Linked DNA regions of Mus musculus: regions 2 and 3 are each linked to region 1. The links are chromatin loops, found by intact Hi-C in ENCODE. Cell type or tissue: left cerebral cortex. All regions are shown on one strand.

Evidence for each region. Peaks named below come from ENCODE experiments on the same cell type or tissue, not always from the same donor. Only the 100,000 strongest peaks of a DNase experiment are listed, where the experiment ranks them.
Region 2: a loop joins it to region 1, with 2.2 times the contacts of the local background. A loop is called at or near these places in 13 of 42 quality-filtered maps.
Region 3: it touches region 1 in a loop (4-fold over the local background); 19 of 42 quality-filtered maps call a loop at or near these places.

What each region holds. Positions count from the first base shown.
Region 1 is chr8:80,878,549-80,883,548 of GRCm38, forward strand. Gab1 (growth factor receptor bound protein 2-associated protein 1) reads right to left here and starts at 1,931. Exons shown (of 10, transcript NM_021356.2): 1 at 984-1,931. The coding sequence starts at 1,055. In left cerebral cortex, CTCF peaks have their summits at 381, 1,324 and 2,133; DNase peaks (open chromatin) are centred at 346, 1,059, 1,334, 1,998 and 1 more place; H3K4me3 peaks cover 2,651 bases; H3K27ac peaks cover 2,655 bases.
Region 2 is chr8:80,801,201-80,806,200 of GRCm38, forward strand. The region is part of intron 1 of Gab1 (growth factor receptor bound protein 2-associated protein 1); the gene reads right to left. Among named protein-coding and RNA genes, the nearest start is that of Gm51580, 10 kb to the right of the region's middle. In left cerebral cortex, no CTCF peak of the experiment used is centred here; a DNase peak (open chromatin) is centred at 3,061; H3K27ac peaks cover 3,802 bases.
Region 3 is chr8:80,994,441-80,999,440 of GRCm38, forward strand. Usp38 (ubiquitin specific peptidase 38) reads right to left here. Exons shown (of 10, transcript NM_027554.2): 5 at 1,242-1,400. Among named protein-coding and RNA genes, the nearest start is that of Usp38, 18 kb to the right of the region's middle. In left cerebral cortex, a CTCF peak has its summit at 2,399 (motif pointing left); no DNase peak of the experiment used is centred here.

The DNA.
Region 1 (5,000 bases):
TTTCACCCTAAAAATACTTGTTTCAAATGCCGGTACAAAGTGTCATTTCTTTACTGACAGGGTACATCGCAAAATTAGCCAATCTGAAGGAAGACTTAGGACCCTAGATTCCCGATGAGGATATAGTTCCACTCAAGTATTATAGGCTCCTTCAAGATACAGTTTTCCTAACCGTGAACACAGTCATCTCACAATCAGCATCTTGAATCAATTACGCAAATACCAGTTAAGCCGTTCTGGTGCCCGGGAAAAGAAACGCCAGCATCAAGAAATCCCTGTTGGCTTCAGCTGTCCCCTCCTGCGGGGCTTGACAGCGCTTCTAAGGCGCCCAAACACCAGCCACCAGGCTCCCCCCAGCGCCCTCCTGCCGAATCAAACCGCCAGGGTTCTCAGGCCAAAATCCAGTGTCCTCAAAGCAAAACCATGAAAATGCTAAGCAGACGGCAGGGTTCATAAGAACTTTTTTCCCCTTTCCCTTGAGCGAATATTTTGAGAAGTTTGCCTATATTATCCACTTCTTGCGTCCACAGTTCACTTCCCTCCACCTCCTGGAGGCGCAAAGGAGAGCGGGCGCGGACCCAATCGAGAACCCATGAGTACTTACTACCTCCGCGGTTTCTCGGGGAGGGGAGATTTAACAGCTCCATGAGAATCTGATACAGATAATAAAAGAAGGCTCTTTCTCCCTGTTTCACTCCACCCTTGCTAAATGGAAATAACAACAACCAAAGTATGCAGCCAGTTTTGAGCTGGAAAACTGGGCTTCTCTAACAGGCAACGAGGCCTACAAGGGAGGCAGTCTGCAATATGGAGGGAGAAAGTTTGGCCGCCGAGTGGACGTCAGGGTGGGAGTGGACCGCACCCGGTCCGGAGCCCGCCGGCCGAGAGACGGATCGAGGAAAAGGAGGGCGGGATTCGTGGAAGAGCCAACCGGGCGCGCAGGCTGCTGCAGCGGGGCAGACGGTGACCTGACCTGTACTTACATAACGCTTCAACTTCTTCTCCGGGGGCGACTTGCGGAGCCATCCCGAGCAAACCACTTCGCCGCCGCTCATGGTGCACGCCGTGAGGACTCGAGGACCAGACACCAAAGGGGTCGGTGGACACAGTGGACGCGCTCCGTGCACGGCGGGCACGGCAGTCAAACGCAGCCCAGAGGACGTCTCAGATTCCCCCGACGGGGCGGCCCGGCTCCCCGCGCCCTGTGTCGGCGATCGAACCTCTCCCGCAGATTCGCGGACTGAAGAGGAACTCGATCGGGAACCGCGGGGACCAGGGCTCGCCGACCTTCTTTCAGTGCGCCCTCCTGGCCGCCAGGCGCGCCGTCCCGCCGCCTAGGCAGCGGTCGGGCTCCGCTGGGACTCTGTCCGGACAGGGAGCCCAGAACTGGAAGCCCTGCGCTCCGCCCCTTGGAAACGGGACCTCCCGCGGGTGCTCCCCGCTGCGGACCCCACGCTGCACGCGCACACACAATGCCCGCGCGCGGTGTCCGCTCCGCTCCGCTCCGCCCGTTGGCGCATTCACACTGAGAGGGGCTCGATCTTCTCTTTCCCTCTGCTCGGAAAAGGGCGCCTGGGAAGGCGTGCGGCGTCCGGGTGGCAGCCGGCACAGGGGCAGGTCCTGATCAGCCTAGGGAGTTCGCGGACCAGCAGCGAGGGTCAGGGCGTCGCCGGGCGTCGGGGAGGTCGCGGGTCCGCGGTGGGAGGGTGGGTCTGCGCTCCAGCCTCGGATGAGGGCGGGGATCAGCACAGGGACGAGGCGCAGGGCGGCTCTGCTTCGGGGAGGGACCCCTCTGTCCTGTCCCCTGCGCTCCTCCCCCACCCCGGGGGCGCGCGGCGGGTTCGGGGAGGCGCGGCCTGGGCCCCGGCCCTCCTCCTCCTAGCCTTTCTGCCTCCCCTTCCCACGATCGGTCGCCTCTAGCTTCAGCCCAGACTTTCTCTGAAACTCCTCCGGAGCGCTTCCAGCCAAAACAACAAGGGCTGGGGAGGCGGGGCCGGCGCTGGGAGGGAGCGAGATGGCAGAGGCACCCTGGGATCTGTAGTCAGCAGGCGCGCTGGGGTCCTCGCCGCCCCGCCGCCCCGGGCCCGCGCGCTATGGAAGGCGGCGGTCTCCGGGAACGCAGCGCCACCCCAGTGTGAGAGCGGGAGTGCCGGGCACTCTCGCCAGCTCCGACTGAGTTTGCCATCTTGACAACCCCCAGGGTCAGGAGTTTGTACTCGGCTGTGCCTTCGCGATCCAGAGTTTTCGGAAGGATTTCCCTACTTGACAGTCTGAAAAAATAACCCAGCCAGGAGGAGAACTCACTCAAGCGGGTCCTGGCTGCTCGAGAGACTGAAGGACTGCGTCTCCCGGACCAGGAGCGCGCTAGGACCCTCACTGTGCACCCAGAGACCAAGGGGGTGGGGGACCTCCTGGGTGCCTAGGGCCTGACCCAGGAGCTGTTCTACCGAGTGATGCTACCGCTTAGCCTCCACAAAGCGTTCAGCTGCGTGTATCTCTAAGACAGGATAAAGTCTCACACTGCTTCCACTCATGGGCTGTTTCTTCCAGTTGGCGTTGTGTTTGTTTAAAACCTGCGCTAGGATGTTGGACAGGAAAAGAAATCATTCTGGGTACCCTAATTCTATTTGCCTTTTTGTGTGTTTTACAGTTATTATATCTGGGCTGAGTTTGACACAGTCTTGTAACAGACTCTTCTTTACGGGTGTGTTTGAAACAAAGCCTTGGAACAAATTTTAGAAGGCAATATAATCAGACAAAAATTTTAAAGAGTTGGGCATGGTGATGCATGTCTTTAATTCCAGCGCTTGGGAGGCCGAGGCAGGCAGATTTCTGTGAGTTTAAGGCCAGTTTTGTCCACAAAGTGAGTTCTAAGGCGACCAGGACTACATAAAGAGGCCCTGTCTCAAAAAGGGAGTTTGTGTGAAAATACAAATAGATAAACAAGCATTTCTGAGAAGCATGAGTTTGGGGCTCTCCTAATAAATGTGTGTTCTGAGTCTGAAACCTTGGGGGTCGTAAAGAGGAAAAGGTGCTGGGAGCCCTGCCTGGCAGAACCCCTGTAATCCCAGGCCTGCCAAGGTAGGTAGGGGAGGGGGAGGGAAAGAAAGACTAGAGAGAGACATGGAGGCAGGAGTGAAGAAATTAAAGAAAGAAAAGAAAAGTAGATGCTAAGTTAATAATAAGACAAAAGCCCTTGCATATAAGAAGAGACAGTGCCCTTTGTTTTTGCCATAAAGTGCTTTTGAAATGGAAAAGTGTAATCTATCTTGTATTATTTAACTTTTGGAATTTCAAATAGAGCTTTTTTCCCAAATAAGTTTCACTTATTCCATTTCTATATACAAAAATCTACACCTGCAGTTAGAAACTTACACCTGCAACCCCAGCACTTGGGAAACTGAGGCAGGAGGATTATTGTGAGTTCTAGGTCAGCCTAAGCTTGATAGAGTATAAGAACCAATCTCCAAAAAAGAAGATGAATTTAAAGTGTTGCATTAAGACCTGGCAAATGGCTCTGGGTGAAGAACACTGGCTGCTCTTGCAGAGAATCTGGATTTTACTCTTAAACCTCTATGGTCCCAGAAGGTCAGCTATCCTTTTCCAGTCTCCATAGGTATCAGGCATGCACATGGATCACAGGCATACATGTAAGCAAAACACACATACACACATACACATAAAATGAATAATTTTTAAAAGTATTGCCTAAGATTTATGCTTGAGCCCATGAGATATGCCTCCACATATTGCACAAGCAGCAAAAGGAGACTGAGTGACACACCAGGCATAGCTTGAACATAGGAAATTTCAAAGCCCTCCCGCTCCAAACACGCACATACTTCCTCCAACAAGGCCACGCCTCCTAATAGTGCCACTCCTTATGGACTAAGCATTCAAACACATGAGTCTATGGGGACTATACATATTCAAACCACCACACATTATTATATAAAAAATTATATATTATATTTAAATTATACCACTTTCACATCATGTATTGAATCATATTTATGTATGTGCATTATAAGATTTGCAGTGTGATGGCGCATGCTTCTGATGTTAGCATGTAGATGGCTGAGGCAGTGTGAGAACCTCTCCAAAAAAAATAAATGAATAAATAAGTAAATAATTGGCATTCTGGGAAATGCTATTATATATAAATGGGCTGAGTTTTATTCCACAGCAAATGTTTACAGAATGTCTGATACTGGAATACCATAGTGAGGAAGGGTAGACACGTTCTCTCCTCCTCTATCTTGGAAAGAAAAAAATATTACAGGTAATTAACCTCCAAATGTCTATAATTTAGTTGATACATTTTATGGAAGAAAAATATATAAATATTTAGGCATATGTTGGAGAATTCACCCTTCAAGAGGGGAGGGGGAGTAGGTTGAGATTGACTCCTTTGAGCTAAAGACTTCACACAGAACTCTCAGGACCCATAGGTGCAGCATACAGCTTGGAGAAGCCACAGACAATGTAGATCCACAGGTGCTGGGGCTGCTAGGAGCTAGAAAAGAACTGGATACATTCGGCAACAAAGAGAGTGAGCACAGCATTAACCCTGGGTGAGAACCCCGAGGCAGCCAGAGAGGAACGCAGGTGCCTGCTTGGAGGGTGTTTTGTTTTGTCTTGAGACTTGTTCTTATGAATCCTCTGCTAGCCTTATCTTGGATGGCCTTGCGCTTTTGATCCTCCAGCCTTTGCCTCATTGGAGCTGGGATCACTAGGGAGCACCACCAAGCCCAATTTGAGAATCTTTCTGAATTTAGACCTCTTCCTTAAAGCATATGGCCCTAGCATCACATCAGTCAACTCTGAAAAGGTAGTGTTACTCCAGCTTCCAACTTTAACTGCACATCTCCTGCCTGATTTTCCGAGTCACCATATGACATCACTCTTGTTTCTAGATGGCTTTTCCAGTCTATGGATATGTCTGACTTTTTTGTAGAACATCAGACATCCCTTTTATTCTTCATGCTCACTTCTCTAAG
Region 2 (5,000 bases), 77 kb before region 1:
TGACAGACATTAAAACGTAGAATTCTGTTTTCTCAGGAGTGACACGATGGGGGAGGGAGAGACGGGCTTGGATGTTTTCCTGGTTGCTTCCCTGAGATGCTAGCAATGAGCTATCACTCTAATGGCCAGTCTGCTGTTGTGAAATCACAGAGATCTGTATTCCTGAATTGTCATGCGTCTCTTCCTAGCATGTGCACACACACACACACACACACACACACACACACACACACACACACACACGCATGCATGCAATCGGGATCTATACTCAATAGTTCCTTCATCTAGATCTTTAATACCATTCCTAAAGAGGGCTGAGGACTGAGTTATCCTAAAGGTAACTCAGTAGTTAACAATACTGGCTGCTCTTACAGAGGACCCAGGTTCAGTTCCCAGCACCCACATGATAGCTCACAACCACCCGTAACTCCACTTCCAGGTGATCCAACCGCTCTTGTTGCCTCCAAGGGCACCAGTGTATATATATGATGCACATACATACATACATACATGCTGGCAAAACATGTAACACATAAACTTAAATACCTAAACCTAAAAAGAATGTTTTAGAGGAGGCTGTAACATTGCTTACAGCCACCTTTCCTAAACCCTATATTCATTAGGTAAAGCAGGTCTAGGTGGCTGACAGTCTAGTCACCTTTTATACCCCCAAATATGGCCCTGGATCCCCCAAAAGCGTCACTGCTCTTTGAGTGATTTTTTCTGGCATAGACAGCTAAATATTAAGAGGCAGTAAGTCTTGGTCACCTTCTAAGACACACTGACGCTCCAGAATGAACACCAGAGATGAGGTGATGCAAAGAAGGCGCCCTGTGAGCTGGGAGGACAGAGATACGAGTTTCCGTAGCTCTCGGGGGCATTATTCATGGCCACAGTTCATGTCACCTAGCGCCACACTAAATTGCATCAATGATTTGGTTTAGAAAACTGTACCTATACAAAGTGCTTGTCCCTCAGTAACGAGTGGGGATAGAGTCAGCTTGGGTTTACAGTGTTTTCAGAGTCTGTCCATCATCCAATAGGAGTTTGGTCTTCTATGGTCTCATCAGACCAAGAGTGAACTTCATGCTTGTGCTTCAAGCCTGAGCCGACCCTAACTCAAGACCTCCTGTGTCTTCATCAGCACCCATAGATAGTTGTGTGCTCATCAGAAAGCACCTACTGTTTAAAGCCAGCAGAGGCAACATGGCAGTGCCCCAGAGCTGCCGAGCACCACAGACTTGCCATTTCTCTAGCACGTACTTTGGGTTTAGCCTCCACACTAACTGCATTTTTTATGTAGATTTGGATGGTGGTGCTAGGGATGTGCCAAAGGGTCTGGGGTGGCAACGGAGGCTCCAGCAACCTCTGTCCTAGTCCTGCTCAAAGGAAGTAACGAAGGTGGCCAAGAAGAAAGGCATGGAGCTCTGTGGATGTTCCATGTACTGGGAAGTCACAAGATTATAGATACACATGATACTGCATGACAAAAGTCCATTCATCTAACTCAAATGAACAACAGCCATTGTAGAAAATTTATCACCTTTTGCAAGGTGTGGTAGCACACATAAGACTCTGCCCTGAGACCTATAAAGGCATCCATAAGTATTAAGCCTGATACAGCAACGGAGAAGCAGAAAGTCAGAAAACAGTATTATTTATGCAGAGGAGCCTTTCTCTGGTTAGTGCCCTCCACCCCCCAGATTGAAGAGGTTCTGTCTTTAAATACAGAAATGATTTCTAAAACTTTAATGCCTCGCAAGGAAATCTTTCTGAAATGCCTTACTACATAATTCATTGAACATAATTCATCCATTCCCCAGTGGCTCGGGTCAGTGGTGCAGGTGTCAATCTCTAGACTGCAAGTCATCGAGGGCCACCAAGGCTGCTGAGCTGTGTAGGGTCATCAGCCCCATACCGAACCAGCCCACTGCTGGGTGTGCCCAGTTCACCTAACCATTATAGGTGTGTGTGTGTGTGTGGGTGTGTGTGTGTGTGAGAGAGTGTGCGCACCCATGCACACATACATGCTCAACCTTGATCTTGTTTTGCTTTTTAGTTTGGTCCCTCACTGGCCTGGCGCTTACTAAGGAGGGTAGGCTGTCTGGTCTGTGAGCCCCAATGATCTACCTCTGCTAACCTTTCTTTCCAGGACTGGGTTTATAAGCACACCCCTCTATGCCCAGCTCTTTTGCATGTGCTCTGGGGAATCTAACTCAAGGCCCGACACTTGGCTGCTAAGTACTTTCTCAAGCGAACATCTCTCCCACTCTGCCTACAATCCTTTAAGCGAACTTTCTACCCGTCCTCCCTTACATTTTCATCAACTATCACGTCTGTCTTGGGAGGCCAAACTCTTCGTATGTTCTCTTTCCAAAAACCCATTGTTTTCTTTCCCAACCTTCTAGGCCTTTCCTTCCTGGGCCACCTTCAGAGTTCCCAAGGGAAATAAAGTTGTACAGTTTGGGGACTATTAAATGCACTCCATGGTCTCATTAAAATTTGATCAGTGCTTTCCAAACGTCTTCTCTGTGAGAAAAAGAGCCCCTGAATGAGGCATATGTGTGAAAAACACATGTAAAGTAACTGCTCCAAACCACTGCTGTGTGGTGGGAAAACTACAGAGCCAGAAGAGACTGGGACTGTCGTCTTCCTGTGTGCCTTTGAGACACTGTACACATCACTTTCTACTTCCCATCTAACCAGATTTCCTAATTTGGACCTTCCTGTCACCAACATCCAAAAGGCCTTTAGAAACTGCCCTGGGGCACAGTGGACCAGTGACCACGGGAGCTGAGTAGTAGCCACTACCTGAGACCTGAACTCCTGAGACAGGAAACAGCAGCCCGGAGATGCAGAACCGAGGCAGGCAGCACCTGCCTCTTGTTTGTTTATTTTTAACATGGTCTAAATGTGAATGTTTGTCTCGGTCACAAAATGAGTCACTCTCATTGAATCTGGCACCAATGAAACGGGAAAAACAAAAGCAATTACATAAACTCACACTTTAACAAGGCACATACAAAGGTTCTCTGGATGGCGGGACAAAGCACCATTTAGTCATAGAATAAAGCCTGATGCTTGACAGGAGATCTGTCATCAGCACCCTTGCTAATCACAGCACAAAGGCTTCTCTGTTTTGTCCAAGCACAAAAAAGGCCCCAATAAACCAGTCTTTGTTATCTGAGAATATCTGGGATTCTTAAAGTTTGTCCTATTTTTACCCTGCTGTCTCGGGAGCCCCAGAGACAGCTGTACACTGCCTCCCAGTCTTGCTTGAGTAACAGTCAAAGCAGATGAGTTTTCTTGAAACCTTCAAAGCAAATGCTCAAATCAACTTTAAATAAAAATCTCATGAAAAACCATTTTAACTATTAGACTTCCATGATAATGAAACAGTATCCATAAGGTTAGCTGAGAAAATTACATAACAACTTACGGTGTGGCCATCATGTCTTACAACAATGACTCGAGTTTCAAGCCCAATAATCAATGTAGTACCAACTTTAGTGAATCTTTAGATGTACCATCCTCTGATATCGGTGCCCTCTGCTTACTGGTTATCTGTCTGCTGTCTACATGGGAGAGAGCTCAAATTCATAATAACCCAACCTGTATCTCCTCAAAGGTTTGCCATCCTCTTCGGTGTGTCTTCTTTTCCGCCTTTGGCCCTGTAACAGATGCTATTCTGAGCACATAAGCCACCCCGAACTCAGCTCAGTCCTCCTCTCTGAACCATCCCCTAACTAGCTTGCCCCAAGCTAGCTTGGGACCCTCCATCCTCACGTCCTTCCCAGTCGCATGCTGTTTGGTACTCTTAATCCAAATTACTTGGGGGTTTTGGGAAGCCTTGTCTCTGTACCTTTCCTCCGCTCCCATCCCCCTGCTCCCCAGGGAGCTTGTATCACCCATTGATGAAGAAGCAGGTATGCCCATTGAAGTTAGGACAATATGGACATCCTCATATGACCTACACATCACAGGGACACTGGTCTGAGCATAACCTGCCTGGCCTACTCAAGAACTGTCAGAAGATAGCGCTCCATAAATTTTCAACTAACTTGCTTTCAACCTCTACACACTTGGGAGGTGTCTATGAACTTCAGTTGAAAAGAATTCCGTATAAGCACATCTACACTTAAGCAAATTAGGCTATGCTAAGCTCAAGGCAGGCCTATCACACTTTGGCAAGATCTGAAAACAGGCTTCTCAGCTACTAGGGTAGCAGTCTGGAACACACTGTCACAAAGGACAGATGGAGCCCTGTCATAAGAATTCCCACCTGGACTAGCCCCTCACCATCACTTGCTATATGCAATTAGCAAGTTTATAGAACGTGCCCAATTACCCCAAGTGATGCTATGTTCAGCTTTAAAGAAAACCACTGTCTCTGCCATACACTTGTTCTAGGAGCCTTCTGTGGTTACAAATAACCAGAGGATTCTGTTTTACAGGAGGGAAGTGATTCCTTCAGAGCAGCAACTGCATCATGCTGTATACATGTGCTGTGCTCGGTGGACGTGGGGTAGCTGACCTCCAAACTCTGCACTGGGTCCAAACGCCTCGGAACTGCTTCTCCAACTCGAAGCACGAGGGGCCTTTCTTTCCTTTCCTTTCCTCTTTCCTTTCCTCTTTCCTTTCCCCTTTCCTTTCCTTTCCTTTCCTTTCCTTTCCTTTCCTTTCCTTTCCTTTCCAATTATTTTGAATCAGCAACAACAATTAACAAATTACTAAGGTCTTGAAAGCCTTGATATAGACAATCTAGTGTTTTCTGCCCATCAAAATCACCACAGAGAGCCAGTGAACTTGATTAGAAGATCTCTGGGAAAGAAATCAGAGATAGGAAGTTAGTGCAGTCCAAGTGTCAGTTCCAGGACGGCACATGACCTTGCATCTTCCAAACCAGGTTGTCTTCTGAGCATTCCCCTCCACACTCTCACACTTCATTCCTCTTCCAATGATCAACTTCCTTCAAATTCCAGGTCAAGACCTTCACTTAA
Region 3 (5,000 bases), 120 kb after region 1:
TGGAGGTATGTCACTAGAGGTAGGCTCTGAAGTCTCATGCTCAAGACAGGGCTCTTCCTGCTGCCTGCTGATCCAGATGTAGAACTCCCAGCTCCTTTTCCAGCACTATGTCTACCTGTATGCAGCCCTGTTTTCCACCAGGATGATAATGAACTAGACCTCTGAACTGTATGCCATTCCCAATTAAATATTTTCCTTTAGGATAGTTGCTGTAGCCATGGTATCTCTTCACAGCAACAGAACCCTAGGTCACCAAGGTCGCCATCTACTGTTTACCCCACAGAGGACTGACACTTTGAGATGGCATTTTCAGCTGCTTTTATCTTGTTTGTTTTTGCTGCTGACAGCTACTTGAAAATACTTTCCTTGGGCTAAGAAGTAAGCCCTTTGTTTCTGAGTACTGGAAGACAGAAGAATGTCAGTCAATAGACATGGCAGCAATGAGGGAAGGCAGTAACAATCTCTCAAGTCCATAGCAAATGCTTCTGTGTACCGTTTACTTCTGAAAGGGCAGTGTCATACCAGCTACACACAGGCCTAACTGCCTTGTGACCCAGGCCTAGTTCTTAGTTTCAGTTAGCTGAACAGATGCAAAAACAGCTTGTCCTTAATTTATCTTATATACATTAGTAAGGCAATGAGGCCTATATATTGTATTTGCTATATTAATATCATGATTAGAATTGATATCTAGTAACTTCTGACTAAGCCTGAGTTTAGCTCTCCAAGTTCTTGGCTAGGCTCTGAATTTGCAGTCATCCACTCCTCAACACAGATTCACCACCTTTTTAGAACCTATCTTTTATAAACTTGAAAATCAGGTAACATAATTTAAATAGAATTTCTAAAAAATATAGACATCCATAAAGTGTACACACAGAACAATCAAAACAGGAGGGAATTGAGCATTGCCTTGCTTCTAAGAAGATGGACTAATTGTTGCCCATGTCTGACACTGAAGCAGAACTGATGTCTGCATGCATCTAGTGCAGAATTCCCTCACCAACCAATTTCTTTAACAGCTCATAAATTTAAAGTGACACCTTTTACTTGATGACACAACATAATTAAGAAATGTGGTTATTGATCTAGCATGGCGATAGCAAATAAGAGATTATGCCCTGACATTAATGAAACTACCACCTTAAAAACAGCTCATTACAGTAAAGGAATACATTTTACCAAATTTGTTCCTTATATCATATGTCGCTCACCAAGTCTGGTACAAAAAGCCATCATACCTTTACTGCCTCCAGAATAGGCTCATAGAGATCTGGGAATCCGGAGTAATGGTACATCATACAGTGAACCAACTCTGTTAACTGTACTAGGAAGGCTGTGCTGGAAGGTAGGCCATCACTTCTGAAGGAGTGAACCAAGTTAACTATATGAGGGACAATCTGAAAAGAGAACCGGGACAAGCACTCTTAATTCACACAAGTTGACAGCAGAATGCAATCACTACATGATAAACACATACTTTTCTATACGTTTCATCACTTTTTTCCCTTAAAGTCATACACTGTTCAATTGGCAAGCTAAATCTAATTTTTTAAGTTATATAACTGTAATTGCATTAAAATGTTATTTTTTTTATTTATGTGTGTGTGTGCGAGTGTGCACACACGCATGCCCACAGAGGACAGATGGGGGTTTTGAACTCCCCTGGAGCTGGAGTTACAGGTGCTTGTGAACCACACAGGCCTGGGTGCTGAGAACTGAACTCAGGTCCTCTAGCAAGCACTCTTAATGCTGAGCTCTCTCTCCAGCTCCTGTAATTGCATTTAATATGCTTCTCCTTCAGCTCAGCAGTAAAAAGCATCTATTTCTCACCAAGCCCAACAAGCTCAGTTAAATCTCTAGAACCTAGATGGTGGAAGAACTCACTGTCAAATTGTCCTCTGACTTCCACACACACTGTAATTATATTAAATAAAATGTTTTTATTAATACAATTAAAGATTGTGGGATGCCTTAGCAGGTAAGGTCCTTGCTACCAAATGCTAGGGACCTGAATTTGATCCAGAGAACTGACACCCGTAAATTGTCTTTTGATCTCTGTATGTATTATACACACAATCCACCTAAAATACAAACTACATGTACAAAGGAGTTTCAGTCATTGTTGCATTAAAAAAAAAAACACTTTCAGGTAAAAGTGCTATGGTCATTCTATTGAATAGATAAATTGTTTTTTAAAAACCTCTTTTGAGTACCATGGCTCAAGCCTTACCCTTGTGTATGCCAGGCAAGTGCTCTATTAGTGAGTTACACCACAACCCAACCAGATTATTTAACAGAACAATGTTAAAACTCCCGGAAAAAAAAAAACAAAAAACAAAAAAACAAAACCAATACAATGAAATCCCCCAACTGAAATTAGTGAAAGAGCTCCATCTAGTGTTAAGTTTAAATTTTTCAACTGAAAAAAAAATGAAAAAAGTACATAGCAATGTGTACTGCAAAAGTCTCTATATGTAACTAAAATTGTGCTCAGCTAATAAGAATATATTGTTTGATAATAACAGGAATAATACCTTAGATAGGTCATATCCTTATTAACAAAACAGCTGCTCCAAAAATAATGCTCATTATTAAAATATTTAATACTGGTAAATGGTAAAATAATGCTCTTTCACTTAAAATTAGTCTAAATACCAACTTTTTTTTAAAAGCAGTGAATGAAGTATTTTTATTAATCTCCCCACACCCAAGGCTCAGGGAACATCAGAAGAGTTGTCAAAGAAAGTCAGAGTTTATAGTTGAGGGGAGGGGCTGTGAAATGCAGACTTTTGACATGACATGACTGCTTTACACCTCAACTAATAGCGCCTGTAGTTTCCTGAACAATACCTGAACAAAATCAAGCCAGTTGCACTTCCAGTATGAATTGGAGAGGGGTCCCAGAGAGGCCCAACTTTTGGCAGAAAAGCTGTTGTTCAGGTTTTGTGCAGGTCATACTTCCAGTATGAACTGTAGAGGGGTCCCAGAGAGGCCCAATCTTTGGAAGAAGAGCAATTCCCAGTTGATGGTTTCTGATAGAGTGAAAGTCACTGTACTTTGGGGACATGGTTGCTAAATACCAACTCTTATACAATCAAAGATTTAAGAGATAGCCAAGGGCTGGTGAGATGGCTCAGTGGGTAAGAGCACCCGACTGCTCTTCCGAAGGTCTAGAGTTCAAATCCCCGCAACCACATGGTGGCTCACAAGAGGAGATCTGACTCCCTCTTCTGGAGTGTCTGAAGACAGCTACAGTGTACTTACATATAATCAATAAATAAATCTTTAAAAAAAAAGAGAGAGATAGCAAAATGAAAATTCTATTTTACAGAAACGGCTGACATCATGATAGAATATTTTTTCAACTAATTATTAATCATAATCTGATACCATATATAAGTATACTTCTGAACTAAAGGTGTCCCAGGTTCTTTATGCATAATATCTTTGCAGCTCCAAATCCTGATAAACTGTATTCACTACTCTATCAGGGTTGTCTCACCAAACAGTACCTCAATCAGTGGTCAGATTCTGCAATTAACCACTGTTAATTGCTGTCCTGCACTGTCTGGATTTCTTCTGTGTCAATGCATTAAGTCACATTGTACCTTTTATGCCATCTTTTAAGACCTGAATTCTATGACAGTTACCTGATGTGGCCATACTACAGCAGGTGCGTATAGTACCACATTGTCAGCTTCTAGGCTGGTGTTCCAGAATTGGGTGGTTGGAAAGGAGTTGGCACAAAAAGTGCACAATTTAAATTTATGATTTAAAATTTTAATCTTTTATTAATTAAAGCTTTCTTGGATAACTCATACACACACATACACACTCTACTTACTTTCATGCCCTACCTTCTCTCTATATTTTAACTTTATGCATTTGGATATTTCCCCTGCACATATATCCATGTACCACATGTGTGCCTGGCCTGGTGCTCACAGAGATCAGAAGTGGGCATCAGGTTCCCCAGAAGTAGAGTTCCAGTCACGTGGAGTACTATTTGTGTACTGGGAATTAAGCGCAGATCCACAGGCATAGTAGCCAAGCTCTTAACTGCTGAGGTATAACACACCTCCCTTGGATCCACTGATCCTAGTACCCCTTTCTCAGTCAGTTTATGATTTTGTGCTGTGTTCTCATCAGCTTTCCTCAGTTACCTGTGGCTGCCTGGGGTGTGGACACGCCAGCTACCAGATTCTAATGAGTTTGTTCTTTTGTCTGGTTTTCCTCCCTCCCTTCTCGTCACCTCGAAGATACAACCCAGGTACTCCTGCATCTTAGAAGAGTGCTCTATCACTGAGAATATCCCTGGCTCTCATTTCTACGTTTCTAACACATCTCAGTGACAATTTCATAAAACTAAAATCTGTCACTTTCTTGCTAAACTAGACTGAAATCCAAAATTATTTTGTTTTCTCAGAGGTAAAGGGAGAAAGATGAAAGAAAAGGACTCTAAAAGTGAATTTCATAGTTTCAAGTCTTCCAAAGTTCTTCCAGTCGAGAAATGGCCTTCACAACCAGGCTGCAGTCTTGTCTCCTATCACATTGTCAATGGCCACTCTCATCACCAACAAGGAAATGAGATGCAGTCCTTTCCCAGCAGTGTAGACTGCCACTCAAGCAGGCTGATGCCTTCTAAACGATTCCAAGTTAGATTTCATGTGTATGAGTGTTACCTGAAACAAAGGTGAATACCCAGGGAGGTCAGAAGACAGTGTCAGAGCCCCGGAAACTGTAGCTACAGATGGTTGTGAATCACGGTGTGGGTGTTGCAAACTGAGCCTGGGTTGTTCAACAAGTGCTCTTAAACACTGAGCTATCTGTCTAGCCCCCAAATTTAAATATTTTAATGTATGAAATTAAATGCATTTAGAAGTTACTGCAATACTCATTCAACTACTTGAGGAAATACATATAGCTTAATTACTAATTTTGCTTTTTTTTTCCATTTTAACTATGCACCACAGATCCATCTAAAATAAAATTTTCTT